Linked DNA regions of Homo sapiens: regions 1 and 2 are each linked to region 3. Evidence: chromatin loops called from intact Hi-C (ENCODE). Cell type or tissue: heart right ventricle. All regions are shown on one strand.

What was found. Hi-C counts contacts between places; a loop is a spot of excess contacts. Peaks named below come from ENCODE experiments on the same cell type or tissue, not always from the same donor. Only the 100,000 strongest peaks of a DNase experiment are listed, where the experiment ranks them.
Region 1: it touches region 3 in a loop (3-fold over the local background); 3 of 110 quality-filtered maps call a loop at or near these places.
Region 2: it touches region 3 in a loop (6-fold over the local background); 5 of 110 quality-filtered maps call a loop at or near these places.

The regions. Positions count from the first base shown.
Region 1 is chr17:11,551,883-11,556,882 of GRCh38, forward strand. SHISA6 (shisa family member 6) reads left to right here. Exons shown (of 6, transcript NM_207386.4): 4 at 14-70; 5 at 3,858-4,010. Among named protein-coding and RNA genes, the nearest start is that of DNAH9, 44 kb to the right of the region's middle. In heart right ventricle, no CTCF peak of the experiment used is centred here; no DNase peak of the experiment used is centred here.
Region 2 is chr17:11,562,687-11,567,686 of GRCh38, forward strand. SHISA6 (shisa family member 6) reads left to right here. Exons shown (of 6, transcript NM_207386.4): 6 at 1-1,377. Among named protein-coding and RNA genes, the nearest start is that of DNAH9, 33 kb to the right of the region's middle. In heart right ventricle, no CTCF peak of the experiment used is centred here; no DNase peak of the experiment used is centred here.
Region 3 is chr17:11,616,541-11,621,540 of GRCh38, forward strand. It overlaps DNAH9 (dynein axonemal heavy chain 9), which reads left to right. Exons shown (of 69, transcript NM_001372.4): 5 at 871-1,082; 6 at 3,008-3,241. Among named protein-coding and RNA genes, the nearest start is that of DNAH9, 21 kb to the left of the region's middle. In heart right ventricle, no CTCF peak of the experiment used is centred here; a DNase peak (open chromatin) is centred at 2,808; H3K27me3 peaks cover 295 bases.

The sequences.
Region 1 (5,000 bases), 65 kb before region 3:
CTATGATTTTCAGGTGATCATCAATATAACCATCCGATTTTGAGCAGTGTTACCCAGATCCCGCCACATGGTGAGAGATGATTGAGAGCACTCTGCATTTCCTCCTTATTTCGAGTGGCACCATTCTAAGGATGGATGCCTATCAGGGCATCAAACACACGGTCATAAACTCACTGAAGCTAAGGAGGTCCAAGGAGCCACAGGCTCGCCCTCCTCCAGGGCCACAATGCTCTAATCTCACTTGTAGGCTATTTTCCCCTTGGTGTTTCTGTCTCCGATATCAGAATGATCTCTTGACATAAACAGAAAGGGGCTAGACCCATTTCTACTTGCCACCTGTATCACTTCTTACAGTCATAAATTCCATATGTCCACAGCAAGGAGTGGAACACCCTCCTTTGTTCAAAGCTATTTGTGATATCATTTACGAAAGACATGAGACTTGGTTAAACTTTATGATCCTCCCCAGGCTAATTAAGATTTGATAAAACTCAAAACTGATTTGGGCTTTAGCCTCTTGGCAGAAAAAAGAGGCTGAAAATTGTTGAGTGGAGGAGTGTTAGCATAGTGCCCAAGGGTTATAAAACTATGTTTCCCTCTTAGATTATAATATCCTCCCACCAGATCACAGCTGAACAGAGAAAATCTATTTTTGGCACCTGCTCAAGACTTGATAGAACATAAGACAGCCACATAAATTGCGAATTATCAGTCATTTTTGTCTCTTTGCTGTGAAAGAGTGAAAACATCATTAAAATTTTAGTGAGAGAGAAACTCAAAACAATGATAAATCCTACAGGCTACCTGGTAGAGAGACCTACCACTGTTATGTCAGATTATGGTGTGCCTCAGCACTGAAGTTGAGGGATATTATAATTAGGAGGAAGAGATTGGAATATTTTCATGTGCTATGCTCCAGGTGGAAATAAATGATGAAAGCAATAGTATAATCAGATTTGTCAGGTTGTGGGGTCTAAAAAGTTAGAACTGGGAGAAACTGGGGAGATCAGTGAAAAGAGGTTGATACCAGTGGTGATGTTGACAGTGGGAAAAGAAAGGACGGTTGAGATATGAAACCTTTTGAAGAAAGAATTGGAGAAAGTTCCTTACTAACTGAATGTGGCTGATGAGAGCCAATGATGACACTGATTAGAAAAATGAAGGGTTTTATTAACAAAATCTAAGGAATCAGGAAAACAGTCAGTATGTATGGGGGATGGAGTTGTCAGTGAGTTTGGATCTGGACACCTGGAGTTTGCAAGAAAAAAATATTCAACAGGCAGGAATGCAGACATGAAGTCTGGAGGAAGGTTAGAGCTGAAGATGTGAGTGAAGCTTTGGAGGCAGTAACAGAAGCCTCAGGAGTGGGGGCACTCTACACTGAAAGAGAAGTGCAGAAGGCAGAGGCAGGGAGCCTGGGGGATGCCCACAGTGATGAAGCAGCCTCAGGAAGAGCCAGAAAAGGCACGCAAGGAGAGCTCCCACTTGCTCAGTCACACTACCCAGCTCATTTTCCTGAGAAGGAGCCAACACAAGCAGACTCCTGAATACAACAGGAGGAGCCATTCTTCCCTCCTTCTCTTCCTGTCTTCTTTTTTCCAACTGGTGCAAGGAGATGGGGGTTGATGAGACCTGGTCCCTGCCCTTGAGCAGCTCACAATGTAGTGAGAGTAGAGTTTTCTCTGCATTGCTTTCTTGGATGTTCCCTTCTTTCCCAGGAGCTGGCAGAGTGACTATCAAGCGAGGAGGGGGCCTGAGTCTACTTAATTAGTGTTCCACAAAGAGCATTAATTGGATCCTTATTCTGGGCCAAGCACTATGAAGGATTCAAAAAAAATTGGAAAGCAAGGCCCTGCTGTCAAGGAGATTGCAATATTTGGAGATCCACAATCCCAACTCAAGTCAAATTATTAGAGATGTTAGATACTAAAGTGGGTGGAACTGACTAGAAGAGCAATACAGGCTTAAAGAACAGATATTGTCGTTGGCTAAAAAGATGGGACATTGGCACAGCAAAATGTCTTGAGTGAGGCGGGAATTTCATACAGAAGAGTAAAGGAGGCATTTCTATAGGAGGGAGAGTATCCCATGAAGGCAGAAGGCAAGGGAGAGCTGGCCTTGGCTCAGGGGTATGTCCTGTAACACAGTGGTGGAACAAGAGTATCCAGAAAGATTGCATTTGGAAGTGGGTGAGCTGAGTGATGCCTTGTTGAGAGTATAATGCCAACAGGCAGAAGGAGGTTCCTTCTTCTCCAGCATAGCCAAAGTGAAGAGACAAGTGCTGAGAGATGAGTGGCTATTACTCCCTCTGAGGAGCAGCACTCCCAAGTTCCTGCTCACTCCACTTCCTGGCATCTGTCCTGATGCATGCCAAGGAGGCTCTTTCTGTACAGCATGTTCTAATGGGGATGTAGAGCACCCTCCACCCCCTCACATATGTCCTGAGCTGGCATGAACACCAGCTCACTGGCTGAGCTTCCCTGGCTCAGTCCCCAGTGTTGGGGGTGACAATGAAGGCAGGAAGGGGTAGAAAAGTCAGGAGTCCCCGGTGCTTGGGGCTGCCCTTGGACAATGCCTAGGAGGGCTTCTCTGTCTCCCACCTCTCACACAGTCCACAGAATTCCTGCTTTCCACGTTTCCACACTCTTTTTGCCAAGAGGTGTGGCAGTCCTCCTGCACATTCGACCGAAGTTAGAGCCTGCCCCCTCTCAGAAATTCTTTGGCCTTGAGGTGTCCCAAACAAAAAGAGGATGGAGGAATGACACAGCGAGACTATAGCCTTCCAACTGCCTCACTTCTGGGAATGGTACCACCATTTCCCATGGCAGCCACTCATTGACTTGTTGTGGCTTCTCCTCCTCAAGTCTGTGAAGCACTGAGGCATGCTTGTCTTCTTCCCCAGGATCTCCAGCTCTTTCTGTCCCCTCATCCTCACTGCCTCCCTCACCGGCCCTGCATGCCCCCTCTCCAGATGTCATTCATCTGGCCCTGAGCCCAGCGCACACTGCACTGGGCTCCCATCAGCCATCCTCTCATCTCCCTTTCACCTTTTCTCCCACTTTTCCTTCCATTCTTTTCCCCAGCTCTGGCAATGAACAACACTCCTTTCCATCTCTTCAGATTCTTGCACCTCAATGCTCTATCTCAGGGGAAGGAAGGAGAAAGTGGGGATGATGTGCTATGCATTTTTGTCTAGATTCTTTCCTCCAGCAGCTTAGAGATGGCTAAGGGGGCTTCAGAGAAAGGAATTAGAGTAAGATAAAATAGCTCTGTGGCTCACTGTGGCTTGTCAGGTGCAGAGCTTGGAGAGGAGAAAGGGGCTACATGAGCTGTGGAAGGATGCCATGGACGGAGCATGGGTTGGGTCTCAGTGGAGCTGGGTCCTGGACTCAGTTCTTCTATGGGTACATAAATAACATAAGTCACTCCATGTCCTCCAACTCAAGATTTTTCTGAGCCTGAGAGCTAGGTTTGCCTAAAGCTATTAGGAAAAGGACAGCACTTTCACACAGAAGTAGATGATTTTTATGATGCCCCTCAGCTCCATCAGGCTTACGTTTTCAGCAGATAACCCAGAGATGTACTGAGAGAGAGAATTCGCTCCTCAGACTCAAGAGTCGAGTCTCCCATTCACAGAATGGTGAACTGTCTTGGTGGTGGCTAAAACAGCATCTGCCCCTAGGCTTATTGACAACTGGAACTGAGCATGAGGGAAACTGAGTCAATAGTATCACCTATGTCCAAGCACAGAGGTCCAGGAAAGGAGGATGGGGATTCGAATCAGGGGTGAGGCAGAAAGCACACCTGCCACAGACATGGTCCTCATTAATACAAAACACCCCTCCCTTTTCTTGCAGAGAAGCCACGGATGAACAACATCCTGACATCAGCCACCGAGCCCTATGACCTCTCCTTCTCCCGCTCGTTCCAGAACTTGGCCCACCTGCCCCCATCCTACGAGTCTGCAGTAAAGACCAACCCCAGCAAGTATTCATCTCTGAAGAGGCTAAGTAAGTTGAATTTCCCCCAAGTTGGGGTCTGTCTCTGGGGCTCCAAGATATCTTCCTATGTCACACTCTCTTGCTCCATACCCCATAGGACAGCTGTCAAATCCCAAGAATAAAGAAGGAGTTGCAGGATGAGAGAAGAGAATAGACAAGCTCTTTGCTTTTGTTCCTTATGGACTGAGCCCATTCTTTCCATACATAGAAAGAAGACCATGGAATCCTCAGATTCACATCCCTATAGGAGACGGCCTTCCAATTCATGCACCAGTTTAACTGCGGGAGAAAGCCTTCTCCCAGTCCCGCACGCAACTGCCTTCTTCAAACCATGGGCCTTCCTTGCTGTATACCCTATACTGGATAGAGGCTAGCAATGGCCAGAACTTTCTCTGAGACCTCTCCCAGAGGCCCACAAACCAGCTCCTTCTCCAACCCAGCCAACAGTGTCTTGAGGACCTGAGATCCTTCACCTCCCATGCATACACCCCATTTCACCAGTTCAATCCAGTTTATCCAGTGATGCCAGCTCTGCCTCTTGAGTCTGGGGAGACTCTGGGCATCAATGGGTTAAAGATACAAAAATGTCAAAAAATTTCCCTAAAGGACAGCTCTTCCTCCCTGGCTTTCTGGCCTTGGACCTTCTCCTCCCATTTTCCCAGGAGTCTCTTTTGATGACCACCCAACTGCAGTTGGAGCCTCAAGGGCTGAGCATTTGCTTGAAAGCTTCAGGGTAACCTACCCTGACAGAAGTGCAGCCCAAGTCCACATCAGCCACCTCCATGGTGAAACGTGGAGTCTCTAGCTAGAGACGGGACTATCATAACCTGAGGAATCATCCCGAGGTGATGAAATTTGGCTCAGGAGGAAGGATACCCATCAACGACCCCGCTGCACCAACTGAAGAGCAGACAGAATTCCCACACTTTTGCAGAGATCTAGAAGGCCATGTGTAGGAGGCCTCATTTCTGAAATTTGGGGCAATGCAGGTTTGTGTGT
Region 2 (5,000 bases), 54 kb before region 3:
AAAATGAGGGGCTTTGACTAGATGAGCTCTGAAGTTTCATCCAGCTCTTACACTGTAGGGCTTTCATTCCCTGCCAGCACCTGCTCTCCCCGTTCCTCCCCACCTCCACTGAGCTGCACACATCCCACAATGCCTGCCCCACAGCGATGTCCTCAGATGTCCTGGACAGCCACCGCACTCCTCACTAGAGCCTGGGGTGGGCCTGATGGGCTCGGCCACCCAGGGATGCCCTCGTACCTGAAGTTTAAGGGCCTAACCATTCAATAGGTCACCAACTGTGTGCCATGGAAGCCCTCTTGTAAAGACACACCTAAACCATCCTAAGTGACTGTGGAATTCTGGGGAATTCTGAGTTTGGAGTTTCCATTTGGATACGGTCCTTATAGCTGGAGGGAGGCGGTTCCAATTTCAGAGAGGGAGCTGGCTGGAGAGAAAGGTCTGGAGGTTGGCCCATAAGGGCATGAAGTTTGTACTTGAGGGCAGCTGGGAAATTCATTTCAAGCTGCAGAGGAACGTGTTCACAGGCTGTTGTGTGGCAATGAATGTCATGATAACCCACTCTGGAATATGTGTCCTGAAGACCAAGTCTGGACACTGAGGCTCCATTCCAACTGGAGGAGGAGGCATCTCCATCTGGGCTGCTAGGAAGGGGCACTCATCCCATCCTAGTACCTTTGTAGCCCTTCGTCATGACACTACCGTCCTCCCGGTGAAGGCTTGTGAAGCAAGAATGGAGAGTCCAAGTTTGTGATATTCAAACCCATCTTGTAAATCAGCAAACACATTAACCTTCCATCAGTCAGAGAAATAATGTTGTGGCTGTGTGTTTCCTTAATGCTCTCCCTCCTGAGGGAGGAGAAGACCCTGCTCAACTTTGCTGCCCACCCTGCAGTGACCCCTGAATGCCACACCATGGGAGGACTCATTCATTGGCTTTGTAGTGGCAAATATTCCTCTAGTTCTATAACTCAACTAGACATTTTGTAGTAAAGAATTCTTGAAATTCTCTAATAAAAAGCAATTCTTACTGTAATATTTTTAGTTTGGGGACACAATTTCCTAAGGGGGGATTAATGAACATTTTTATGCATTAGCCCAATTTATGAATTCCATGTTTATTATATGGTAGTACTGATGAAAAGTACCTTTCTATCTGTATCTTTGCAGTTTCTTCGTTACTCATATGTAAGCCTCATGGTAAGCAGTGCTCTAGTAACTGCTTCTCTGTACAAATCTCATCGTTCTACTTACCTGTCAAAGCACATTCTACATGTACTGTAAACAGATACACTTTAGTAAGATTTAGTCTTAAGGATTTTTCCACTTTTGTCAGTAACAGATATTTATGGATTAAAAAATAAAGCCGTTTCAACATAACGTGTGTCTCTTTAAGTAGCCACATGCTGACTTTTACAGAGTCAAAACCAAAAGTAATTAAAAAGCAAGAAAGAATGTAGAAGGTCATTGGAGTTGGGGGCAGAAACAAAGATTAACTGCAAATAGGAGCTAGAGAACTTTGAGGGTGAAAAGAGTGTTTTAAAACTGGATTGTGCTGATGGTTGTACAACTGCATAAATTTACTAAAAATCACAAAAGTTTATACTTGCAATGGGTGACTGTTATGATATACCAATTAAACCACAATAATGCTTTCTACAATGGGTACTATGAGGAATGTGGGAAGACAAGCCTAGGACAAGTGTCAATGGACAAGGTATACTAATTCAAAGTAGAATTACTAGGTTGGTGCAAAAGTAATTGAGGTTTTTGCCATTAAAAGTTGAAATGGCTTTATTTTATAATTAAAAGTTTTTGCCATTAAAAGTAAAGGCAGAAACTTCAATTACTTTTGCACCGACCTAACAGAAGTTCTGCCTCCTTATCCATCCTCATTTAGCCCAGAACTATTTAATATTCTTGGACATTAGGTCTTAGTCTGGTCTTTGAGTTAGTTCTTGTAGTTACCATGGATAATTGGAGGACAGCCAGTTAAGTATCCAGGCCGTTTAACCCAGAGAATCAAATTGCACCATGAAAATTGATTTAGATTTGGAGTTTTGTTCAAGACTCTCTTTTTCTGGACATGTTTTTAATATTATTTCTTTGGCACATGTTCACTTTTGCTGTTAAAGTCATCTGTTTTCTGTTTCTGAATTTTCACCAGAACCTCAATACCAGTGGGCTCAGGTTCAGCAAACAAAGTTTTGCCAAATGGGACAGTTGTCTAAACACCCAACGTCAGCACCTCCACAGTTCCTAGAATCCACAGTCAGTCACACTCTCTTAGCAACTCCCCAACTCCCTTGTAAATAAAACTCTTCTCATTGAAGGCATTGGACTTATTTCCAAAAATCCTCTCATTTTCTCCTGTCATTGGCATTCATTACTTAGGACAAAGTTACAAACCTGTTTATTATTGTACATTATAACCCATAACCACACATACTCTGAAATGTATTTACTCATTACAACAATCACTATAGCAGTGCAATTACATCTAAGTTATAGTGTCTCTAACCTATTATGACTCATAGCTAGTACACACACACACACACACACATACATATATGACAAGTACAGGAAAGCTTCATTAATCTATATCCATTATTGGAAAGAACCCTCATCCTCCCCCCAAAAAAAACCCAAATTCTGAATTGGGGAATTTTTTTTAGCGAAGTGTAATTTAATTATAATGCTTAAACATACATATAATGACTAAATTAGACTAAAACATGTTCCCTAATAGAAACTCTCAGGAAATATTCCTTATTGAATATGTAAGAATAATATGTGACTAAAATTAAAACGGTCAAGAGGTATGGGTCAGAGAGCTCTCAATATGCTTAATGGTGCTTCTAAAATACTTTAAAAGACTATTTTCTTAAATAGGCTAAATATCTCCCTTTAAATATTCTTAACTTTAACAATTTGTTCAACTTTTTCTCTTTGGTCCTCAAAGGTAAACCTCCATTCAGACCCTGACCACAGCTGTCACTAATTCCAAATTCGTGAGATCTGAATAAATGAGGTTTTAATACACCATCATTAACAAGTCAAGGCCAACAAAAAACTCATGTTGGAAGCTGAGACTCTGGGAGTTTTGGACAGCTTTCCGCCTGCAGTGTCACTTTGAACACTAATTTTCTTCTTTCTCCTCTCTGGTTTAGCATGAGAATGAAGCTCAAAACTTCTAGGGAGTAGCAAGAAAGATTTCCTTCAAGGATCTAAGAAGACCTCGGACACTCACTATTTAGGCTACAAATGTTAGGAATGGAAAACCGAGAAAGGGTTTGGGAGCAGAGGCTGGAAAAGGGGTGCCTTGAAAGTACCAGAATAAGGGAATCAATGACTTTTATGTGCTGGATGTGTTGACCAATGTCATCTCTGGGCCTTGGTTTTCTCATCTGTAACCATCGGAGAATTTGATAGACTCAAGATCCTTCCAGTGTCTGATATTTTATCACTTAATTATCACAAAACAATACTCACATTGTATCTGGGCTTCTAGGTAGCTGAAAGGGCTTGTGAAACACCCATCCTGCTGTCTTCCTCAGCCCTGTCCATCTTAACTTTCCCATCCCTATCAAAACAGGATGCCGTTGAAGAGTACTGGACTGGAAGTGAGGAGACCTTGTTTCTTGTACTGGCTCTGCCAAAATTTTGTTATGTGATCTAGAAAAACTTATTTCTCCTCTTCAAATCTCAACATTATCATTTAAAACAAAATGAGTAGTCCAGACGAGGCAGTCTTTAAAATGCGTCTCAGCTTCTTTAGTCTTGGCTTTGGTGACTTTGCCAAGACTTGACAAGGAATTGGGGAGCTTAGCTGGTGTGGATCATGGCAGAAGGGTAGAGTGGATGTGGAGAAGGAGAAAACCCTTAGCTGGAGCCATCACGTATGAGGTAGTATCTTCCCAGTTGTCAGCATGGTCTACCCTTGTGTCAACAAATCGCTATAGAGGAAGCAAAAATATTGAATGAGAGGAAAAACAAGGTCCTCAGAAAACTGTCTCTTTTGTTTGACTTTTTTGTGATTTCCCAAAATCTACAAACTGCCTTTCAAAGAAATTTCAAATAATACATTTTCACAGAAAGTTCTCAGCAGTTCATTATTTTACAGTGTTTTGCCATTAGAAATAGAGCTCATATGTGTGTGCAGGACCAGCACTCTCTCCACAAAGAAGAGAGAATTTTTTTTTTTTTTTTGCCTCCAGCCTCTATCCAAGTTCTGGAGATGTGTGGCAAAGGTAGAATACTAAGGCTTTTGCCCTTATTCCCAAGTGTGTGTACCTTAATGCTTCTTTCCTGGAGCATTTAGAAGAGCTACTCTTACTGTTTCACCACGGCAATCATGGAGAAGATCTCCTCTGCTACATAAGGCAGGGGGTCCGTACATTGTCTTTATTTTAGACTTAGAGAAAACTAAAAACTGTCATCTAATCCAGTGCTACTCAAAGTGCGGTCGCTAGAGGAGAAACATCAGCATTTCCTGGGAGCTCATTGCAATGCAGATTCCCAGTGCCCACCCCAGACTTTCCTAATCAGAATCTCTGGGGGTAGGGCCCTGGAATTTGCATTTTAACAAGATCTTTAGGTGACTCTATGCACATTAATGCTTGAGAAGCATACCATTTTGCCTTTTTTTTTTTCCAGTTTTGAAATTTTATAACCCCATGACAAAAATAAAGACTTGGATCTCTGGGGATCAGAGTAGCCTTGGTCTATGTAGCCTGACGATTTTAGGCAACCAGCTTCAGTGACAAGATTAGAACAAAAATGGGTGTACAGAGGATTAAGCATTTAGGAAATGAGGAGAAAGCTGAGGTAGGGTGTATAAACTCAAAAAGTTTAATAGAAGGCCGGGCGCGGGTGGCTCACGCCTGTAATCCCAGCACTTTAGGAGGCCGAGGCGGGCGGATCATGAGGTCATGAGATGGAGACCATCCTGGCCAACATGATGAAACCCCATCTCTAATAAAAATACAAAAATTAGCCGGGTG
Region 3 (5,000 bases):
GTCAGTCACCACAAGACGACTGGTTAAAGGCCCCTTTCTTTCCTTGGTTGTATTCAGAGGAGATGGTAAGAGATTTTCCTGGCTTTGAAAACCAGCAGAACCTTGCCATAACCCATCTATGTTATGTCTCTATGCTCTGTGACTTTTTTAAAAAAATTATACTTTAAGTTCTAGGGTACATGTGCACAACGTACAGCTTTGTTTCATATGTATACATGTGCTCACTCATAGGTGGGAATTGAACAATGGGTACACTTGGACACAGGGTGGGGAACATCACACATCTGTGACTTCTTTATAAGTGCTCAGCAAGATTCTTTATTAGTGAATATTCATCAGAGCCACCACCATTTATCAAACACCTGCATTGGTCCAAGCACTGTGCTAGTTGTTTATAAAGATTCCTATTGAACTACCTTCAGCCTTCACAAGGACCCTTTAAACTGATTACAGCTCTGCCTATTTTTGAGGCTCAGAGAGGTTACACGTGCCCAAAGTCATACAATTGCCAAGCGTCTCGGCCAGCATTTGAAGGAAAGTCTTTCTGATTCTAAAACTTGTATTGTCTCAGAGATAGCAGCAAAGTAATTGGCAAATATTTACTACCCACCAAGCACCAGATGGAGGCTGGGAGGGCCAGGGAAAAGTCCATTTAGAGGAATGTTACAAGACAGAACTCTTCAGATCATTATCCTAGTTGTTCAGGGCTCTCCAGTTTCCATATTTCCTCATAAGAGCTAGGAAGTTTTCTGGAACCAGCCTTCTCTCTGCTTGTTGTTTTGCAGGTCTTTTACTTCCCAGGGACTAGGGCTCCACCAGGTGGGTATTAGGCTCCAGATGGGAATGCTGACCATCTCCAATTCCTTCCAGCTCTAGCAGAGGCACAGGACATCCATGTGCACCTGATACCGCTCCAGCGCCACCTGGAAGCTCTGGAGAATGCAGAATTTCCGGAGGTGAAGCCCCAGCTGCGGCCCCTGCTCCACGTGGTCTGTCTGATTTGGGCCACATGCAAGTCCTACCGCTCCCCGGGAAGGCTGACTGTGCTGCTCCAGGAGATTTGCAACCTTCTCATCCAGCAGGTGGGCTGCCCTGGGATGCCCAGCAACTGCTCCCTGGGGGCTGGTTGGCATCTAGTCACAGGAGAGAAGAGACAAGTGTCCTTTTTTCTGGGCGAGGAAATAATTATGTTCCAAAGAGTTCTTACACTTGAATTACAGTATTTTACTCTCAGAAGCCAATAATTTACAAAGACATTTTCAGTAATATTAGAACACCTGAGCCATCCTGTCTTCCTTTCCCCTCTGCCTAAGAGGGGATAAGTAGGGGTGGTGAATTTCAACCTCCTTAATGACCTATGAAGAAGGACTGGTAATGAGTCAGCAGCAAAGCCTAAGCAGTAAAGAGTGCAGCCTCTGATGTCAGGTAGAGTCAGGCGATGCTGTACCAATCCCTGGCTTTGCCACTTGGCAGCCAGCATACCACTTCTGTGCCAGGACAAATCACTTCCTGTTCTGTGCCTCACTCTCCTCCTCTGTACAATGGTGAAAACAAGAAGCCATATCTCTTTTTGGGTTGCTGGGTGATTTGAGGCTTCCATGTGATAATGCATGTGCCCTGCACATGGTAAGAACCTGGTACCCATAAGCTATTGAGAAGCAGCTTCTTAGATTATGCACTTCATGCTCCTCCTTCTTAGGGACCCTTGTAGCACCAACCAGGGCAGCATAAACCTTGAGGAGTGTATCTTAAGAAAGAACTAGAGGGCCGGGCGCGGTGGCTCACGCCTGTAATCCCAGCATTTTGGGAGGCTGAGGCGGGCAGATCACGAGGTCAAGAGATCGAGACCATCCTGGCCAACATGGTGAAACCCCATCTCTACTAAAAATACAAAAATTAGCTGGGCGTGGTGGTGCACGCCTGTAGTCCCAGCTACTTGGGAGGCTGAGGCAGGAGAATCGCTTGAACCCGGGAGGCAGAAGTTGCAGTGAGCGAAGATTGTGCCACTGCACTCCAGCTTGGCGACAGAGCGAGACTCCATCTCAAAAAAAAAAAAAAGAACTAGAGGGCTTAAGGAGGTTTGGGTGATCTCTCCAAACCAGTTTCCTTTTCTTCTAAGGAGCTGTTCTCTGAGAAAATAACGAACAAGCTTAATAAGTAACTAAGAATAACTAACATTTTGCAGGCTGCAAAATACTGTTACATTCATGATTTCTATCAATCATCAAATAAACCCTGCAAGGTGGGCAGGGAAGGTCTTATTATTTATTATATTATTTAAAGATGTGGGCTACTGTTCAAGGAGGTTAACTGACTTGCCCAAAGACACCCAAACCAGGACCCCAACCCAGGCTGTTTGACTCCTCCTAGGCTAGTGCCTTTCCATTACTCCATGTTTATCAGCCAGAACTCTTTTGGTTGAAAGTGTAAGAAAACCGAAACCAAAAGTAGGAGCAAAAAAAGAAAACATATTGGCTCATGTACCTTGAAAGTCCAAGGTAAGGCTGGCTTCAGCCCCGACTTGCAATGTGGCCTTAGATGATGTCAGCCAGACCCAGGGACCCACCCTGTTGTGGTGAAGGTGGCTGTCGCTACAGCTCCAGCTTTTCAGTTTTCCAGGTGTAAGCCTCTTCGAGACAGAAAAATAATTATGGTCCAAATAATTCTTGCATTCAAATTACTTTACTACTGAAAGCCAATAAGTCACAAAAGAATACCTGGGAAAGGGCACCTGCTCCAGCCCCAGCTAGCCAACAAAGTCTCATTGTGTTTCCTTGTCCCTGGCTACTTGCCCATTCCTGAGCCAATCACTGTAGCTTCAGTGACTAAGACTATTTGGCCGAAACCCAGGTCGCAGTCCACATGTGGAATGGAAAGCGAGGTCAGATGTTTCCTCTATTATCCTCGTGAAAAATATTACTGGGGCAATGATTCAGTTCAGAGTTGGTGTTGCAAAGTTACAGGATGTCTGCACCTGCTCAGTGATACTAATCTGTTTGTATACCAGGCCTCTAATTATCTCAGCCCAGAAGACCTGCTGAGAAGTGAGGTAGAAGAAAGTCAGAGAAAACTGCAAGTGGTCTCAGACACTTTGAGCTTCTTCAAGCAAGAGTTTCAGGACAGAAGGGAGAATCTCCACACTTACTTCAAAGAGAACCAGGAAGTCAAGGAATGGGATTTCCAGTCTTCTTTGGTCTTTGTGCGATTGGATGGCTTCCTGGGACAACTGCACGTGGTGGAGGTGAGTGCGCACCTCACCTCAGGCTGCCAGCCCCAGACAGAAAGAAGCAGTCCAGGGGTCCAAAAAGTGGAATAGGAAAATGCACAACACAACCTCATAGCCAACCCTCCATCAGCTGGAATAATCCATAATAAAGGTTCAATTGGCCAGTCACAGTGGCTCATGCCTGTAATCCCACTAGCACTTTGGGAGGCAAAGGTGGGTGGATTGCTTGAGCCCAGGAGTTTAAAACCAGCCGGGCCAACATGGCAAAACGCCTTCTCTACAAAAAATACAACAACAACAAAATAGCCAGGTGTGGTGTGCACCTGTAGTCCCAGCTACTCGGGAGGCTGAGGTGGGAGGATGGCTTGAGCATAGGAGGCAGAGGTTGCAGTGAGTCGAAATTGTGCCACTGCACTCTAGCCTAGGCAACAGGAGCCAGACCTTGTCTCAAAAAAACAAACAAGGGCCAGGCATGCGGTGGCTCATGCCTGTAATCCCAGCATTTGGGGAGGCCAAGGCAGGTGGATCATGAGGTCAGGAGTTCGAGACCAGTCTGGTCAACATGGCGAAATCCTGTCTCTACTAAAAATACAAAAATTAGCCAGGTGTGGTGGCACACGCCTGTAATCCCAGCTACTCGGGAGGCCGAGGCAGAGAATTTCTTGAACTCGGAAGGCAGAGGTTTCAGTGAGCCACGATCACACCATTGCACTCCAGCATGGGTGACAGAACGAGACTCTGTCTCAAAAAAAAAAAAAAAAAAGAAGTTTTAATAAATAGTTGTCATTTGGATTGACCATCACATCACATAATAGTGGTTATAGTAGAAGTTTAGGAAATCCTGATCATAGACCCATTTAGGAAGAAGGCCCAAGGAATCAATGAACTAGTTCAATTGGTTTGCAGATTGCCCATAGCCTTTGAACTGGGTTTCAAATAAACTCTGCCTAGAAAGACTGACACTGAGCAAACCTTGGCTGGGCTATAACCATTCCCGCAAAGCTGGCTGCTTTGAACTTCTCCTCCTCCACTCCCCAATCTCCAAGGCAGCTCCCCAAAGTCCAAAACGAATGAGTCCCTGTGCAAAAGAAACATGACTTTTGCTCAAAGTTATGTCTTTCCCTCAATTATTTAAAAATAAATATGGATTTTAGGTGAAGTACTACGGTGAGAAGACATGATACTATTTCTTTGGATTGTTTCAATTCTCAAAACTTAATATGTTTAACAGGTCTCTCAACATTTTACAGCTATGTGTTTGCTGATTGGACTTGGAAGGGAGGGTAATGGGCCTAATAAAATGAAATACAGACTTAAACGGATTTGAGAAATTCAGGGTTGAGTTTAAGATTAAGACAAGAGGCCGGGCACGGTGGCTCTCCCCTGTAATCCCAGCCCTTTGGGAGGCTGAGGCAGGCGAATCACAAGTTCAGGAGTTCATGATCAGCCTGGCCAACATGGTGAAATCCCGCCTCTACTAAAAAGACAAAAATTAGCCGGGTGTGGTGGCGGGCGCCTGTAGTCCCAGCTACTCGGGAGGCTGAGGCAGGAGAATCGTTTGAACTCGGGAGGTAGAGGTTGCAGTGAGCCAAGATCGCGCCATTGCACTCCAGCCTGGGAGACAGGGCGAGACTCCATCTCAAAAAAAAAAAAAAAAAAAAAGACAAGAGCCAGAGGGACAGGGAAGGAACAAGAATCATATTCCCAGCTGTCATGAGCAGGTTTGGAGGAAAGAGAGCTATGCTGGGAGGAAGCCATGATGAACAGAGCAAAC